2 separate regions of the Homo sapiens genome follow, and region 1 is linked to region 2. Evidence: chromatin loops called from intact Hi-C (ENCODE). Cell type or tissue: dorsolateral prefrontal cortex. All regions are shown on one strand.

Region 1 (2,500 bases), 130 kb before region 2:
GAGATTTTCCTAATTCTATCATTCTATTTACTATCTGGCATTCTTTTATAAAGAAAAAAAGAGCTTTCTCTATATTTTGTTCCATCTCTCTTTTTTCTCCTTATCACTGTGAACTTATGGATTAGTTTTTATTCAATGTACATATCCAATATTTTCATTTGCCCCCTCCATTTGTTTAAAATTGGTCATTAGAATCCCCTTCAAGTTATCTCATGAGTTATGTAGACATATGCTTACTGGTCTTTGAGCATTTTGAGGTAATAATCTTAGTGCTAACATAGTCTAGTTCTTCTCTGTGGATCCCATAGAGTATAGACAACACTTAGGTTTCTTATTTCAGGTCCGTTATTAATAATTGCAGAATTCATTTAACAAATATTTATTGAGTACCTACCAGCACCAGACATTGTTCTAGACACTAGGGAGAAAGGCCTAGGTAAAGATATGAACAAAAGAGAAGAAAGAATCTCTGCCCTTGTAGTTTACATTTCAGAGAATATTCTTACATTTTTGCTGATATAATTTTTCAAGTTGTTCAAAAGACCAAGGCTTCATCTCTTGCTTCTGTAGGATTTTGTTTTCTGCTTTCTAAAATGCAGACTGCTTGATATTCTTCTTAATTAAGTTGGCTGCTTGTTATTGTAGATCTGCCTGTCTTTCTGTTTTTCTGTCTCTCCCGGCTCCTAAATTCTTATATCTGGGTTCACTTTCACAGTTATGCTTTCTCTGTGTGATCAGCCATATTTTGTGCATTATGACAATGAGAGAAGTATTTTGAAACTTTGGGGCATGGAAAAAGTCATTTCCACCTCAGGGTCCAGCTGAAAATAACTTCTGTATTCTACAGCTCCATTATTTTCCTGCGTAACACCATTAAAGCCCTCCCAAAGGCAATCTTTTGGGCATTATTGTTTAATCAAATTATTCCGACAGTGTGTGGACTGCACGAGCACCTAGAACAATAGTGAGCATATAGTTGAAGCGAAGACAATGTCCAGTGAACATCAACAAACTGTTGGGCTGATTTGACTGAATCAACCAATGGTAACTGTGGCTTGCTGTTTTCTTATTATGTAGGACTTCTATTTTATGTTGAAGGTAAAAATCCTATGCAACTCTACGGGTATTGAAGACTTCATTCCTGTAGGGAAACTACTAATTGTAAGCAACAAAGACTAACAATTCCTCTTTTGTTCTCTTGAAGGATTTTAAAACAAAATCTTCTTCCACCTTTCCTCTATACCAATGGTTCCTAACTGAGGGCAATTTTGTCCCCAGAGAACAGGTGGCAATTCCTGGAGATATTTTCAACAGCATGACCAGGAGGGGCGCTATTGGCATCTACTGAATAGAGGCCAAAGATGCTACTAAACACATAAAATGCACAGAACAGCCCCTACAACAAAGAATTACGTTGTGCAAAGTGTCAACAGTGCTGAGGCTGAGTAATTCTGTTCTGTATGCATAGTCTAAGTCACCATATAATATGTAAAGGTGCTAATACCCAGAGTGCCATTGGGGGTGCTGCTCCATGATGTCAGAACATAGCCTTTGGGTAATATAAGCAACCATATCACTGGCAACTACAGCAAAATCGAACTTCAAGAGCAAATTGACAATATCTGAGTTATGGGGAGAACTGAATTTCACAAAGAATGTTCTAGAAATGGTTTGATTTTCTGCTGCTTTCTGTAAGCCTTTTAAGGTTATTCTACCTGCAACCCATGTTCTTTTTTCACTACCTCCCTCTTGGGTACAGATGGGAGGAATGTCCCAGAGATTGCAGGAAAAAAAATGCTTTTATCCTCCTCTTGCCTTTCAAAGTCTTTGCTTCCTTTACATGGCTTGGCTTCACATAATCCTTACCTGGTGGGTAATAGAGTACAGACTGTATTCCTGAAGAGCTGCCACCCCTGCTCTGTTTAGGGACCCTGCCTCAGCAGGCTGGGCTATCAGCTGCCCCCACAGCCAGCGAGCAAGTGAGGTCACACAAGCTGTGGTGGCAGAGATTACACCAGCCTTTTGCATTTGGCCTGGAATCCCATGGGGCATTCAATCCCCTCTCCTGTGGTGCCTTTGTGGGCCTTCCCCTAACAAATGCCTACTTGTTCTTCCTCAAAGCTCACAGGGTGTCAGAAGCCAAGACCGAGCCCTCGTTTGCATTCCTGGGGCCCACTGGCATGGCCTCAGGAATTCTGCAGCTGCAGCATGAATGGGGCCATTTGATGGCTTAGCTAAGGGCTTAAGTGGAGTTGGATGGCACAGAATCCTCCCATTAAACGGCACTGTCAAATTTTCAACCAGACTCAAACTAATGCTCTTTAGAAAAATCACTTGTTGTCTGAGTTCCCCCAACTTTCAACTCTTTGCTAAGGGAGGGCATCAGAGATCTGGATTCAGCTTCCACAGCAGTGGGCTTGGTACATAATGCTCAGTAAATATTGGTTAAATCAAACAGTGAAAGCCAAAGTGCCAAAATGAAGCCTTATAGATTGGTTGG
Region 2 (2,500 bases):
TTTCCCTCTATGCACTTATCAATGTGCTGCTTAATAAGTGATAGAATAATTAAAATTTTTATATGAACTTGAATATCCCAGTCATTCTTACCCTGTGATATAGTTTGGCTCTGTGTCCCCACCCAATTCTCACCTTGAATTGTAATCTCTATAATCCCCACATGTCAAGGGCAGGACCAGGTAGAGGTAATTGAATCCTGGGGGCAGTTTCCTCCATGCTGTTCTCATGATAATGAATGAATCTGATGGTTTTATAAGTGTCTGGCTTTTTCCCTGCTTGCACTCATTCTCTCTCCTGCCATCCTCTGAAGAGGTGCCTTCCGCCATGATCGTTAAGTTTCCTGAGGCCTCTCCAGCCATATGGAACTTGAGTCAATTTAAAGCTCTTTCCTTTATAAATTACCCAGTCTTTATAGCAGCTTGAGAATGGATGAATACACCCTGCTTTGGTAACCTTTCTGCTGCTCTTCCTCTCTCCTCCATTCCCTTAAATGTGCAGACAAATGTTTGATGTATTATAGCTGTGTTCTCTCAATAGGTCTGGATATATACAGAGTGAGCCTCTGCCCCTGTTGAAAACGATGATTTTTTTTAAAAAAAAAGCAATTGAACTCACATTGAGAGCTTGTACTCTAGACTACCAGTCTTTTTGTTTTATTCATAGTGTTTCCTCCAAGTGTAACAACAACCCTATCACCTAATAATTAGGGTTAATTAACTTCTTTTCTTGCCAGCTGGTCCCTTACTAGAAGGAGCCTTGGAAGAAGGAGGTCAATGGGACGCTTGCCTGTCCCTCTTGCCTATTTGTCTGCAGTACTCAGAGTTGTGGGAACGGTAAGCAAAATTCCCCTGAGTAGATCACTAGCAGTGATGGGAAGCAGGGCTATTCCTTTCTCATTCCTTGGTTCCTTGGCCCATGGATTTTACCAGTTGTGGACACAGCACTGTATAATTGTCTTTGATTTAGAGTGTATACTGTATTCTCAGGGACAGCATCTCATCTTCATTGGGTACCATTTATAAGCTGGCATTTTAACAAACAGTTCCACCACTCTTTCAGTCCTGCAGCTCCTGCATGTTATAGTATGAGACACAACCAGTAGATCTCATCGTCATATGCCCACTGCTGTACCTCCTTTGCTTTAAAATGGGTCCTTTGGTCTGTGCAGTGTTATGTGATCAGTGGATCAAACATTCTGTAAGCCCGCAGAGAGTGATGCTGGATGAGGGCCTATAGGCAAAGAAAGACAGACTTGTACCAAGAATAAAAGTTGATTGTCATCAATATGAAGTCATCACTTGCATTCAACATTGTACTAGCCAATCCAATATGTCAAAAAAAGAAAGAAAGAAGAAGGCCATTTGGATTGGAATGGAAGAAATAAACTATTTGCAGATGAAATGCTTATGCAGAAGGTTCAAAAGAATCTACAAAAACCAATAAGTCAGAACCAATAAGTGACTTTAGAAAGGCCATAGAATGTGTAATATAAACTCTTACCTTATGTCATTTATATAACAATGGGAACAAGATACATTTACAAATTAAATACAAAAAATAATAAAATTGACAAATAAACAGCATCATTTTGGTGCATTTCTTTTTCCTTTGCTTTAGTATGAATATGAGACCCCCATAACATCCTACATTGTTTGAGATAAGCATGCCTATTATTACCTTGTTCCATGTGATAATTCAAATTCTTCTTCCACTGCTTTTTATTTCAACTATTCATACAGCCTTCTGACGTCAATTTGCATTTAGTTGGCTTCAATGCTTCACTTATTTGTTAATCTTAATTAGTAAGCACAAATAAAAGTGACATAACTTGGACTTCACACAATCATAATCGCAAGTACAAATATGTAAACTTTGGCACTGAAATCTTGTGGTGGTACTCAGATGTACGTTACCACCAAAATAATCAATAATATGTTTATATTAATTAATTTTTAAAGGTTTTCAGAAAAATGTAAAAAATTCACAAAGAGACCCTGTGTAAAAATATATCTGTGGACAGGGGTACATAGATTCCAGTTTTGAGAAACACTAGTAAATCCTGCTAATTTGAAAATAAACCTATATGATCTGATAATAAGTCTTGTTTTGTGTTCTATTCATTAGATTTAGAAACTCTTTTATGGTTAGTGAGGGTTTGTTTCTTATTTCCTGACGGATAGTAGGCACTTATCCAATACTTAGTGATATGGCCTTGGCTCTGTATCCCCACCCAAATCTCATCTTGTAGCTCCCATAATTCCCACGTGTTGTGGGGGGGACCTAGTTTGAGATGACTGAATCATGGAAGCAGGTCTTTCCTGTGCTGTTCTCATGATAGTGAATTGGTCTCACAAGATCTGATGGTTTAAAAACAAGAGTTTCTCTGCACAAGCTCTGTTTTTGCCTGCTGTCATCCACGTAAGATGTGCCTTGCTCCTCCTTGCCTTCCGCCATGATTGTGAGGCCTCCCCAGCCATGTGGAACTGTAAGTCCAGATGG

The links. Hi-C counts contacts between places; a loop is a spot of excess contacts. Peaks named below come from ENCODE experiments on the same cell type or tissue, not always from the same donor. Only the 100,000 strongest peaks of a DNase experiment are listed, where the experiment ranks them.
Region 1: it touches region 2 in a loop (2.8-fold over the local background); 8 of 110 quality-filtered maps call a loop at or near these places.

The regions. Positions count from the first base shown.
Region 1 is chr10:58,961,857-58,964,356 of GRCh38, forward strand. No RefSeq gene overlaps it. Among named protein-coding and RNA genes, the nearest start is that of LINC00844, 36 kb to the right of the region's middle. RefSeq lists enhancers at 1,619-2,120, 2,121-2,500. In dorsolateral prefrontal cortex, a CTCF peak has its summit at 1,342; DNase peaks (open chromatin) are centred at 1,345 and 2,125; H3K4me3 peaks cover 787 bases; H3K27ac peaks cover 2,453 bases.
Region 2 is chr10:59,095,598-59,098,097 of GRCh38, forward strand. No RefSeq gene overlaps it. Among named protein-coding and RNA genes, the nearest start is that of CCEPR, 80 kb to the right of the region's middle. In dorsolateral prefrontal cortex, no CTCF peak of the experiment used is centred here; a DNase peak (open chromatin) is centred at 1,194; H3K27ac peaks cover 2,500 bases.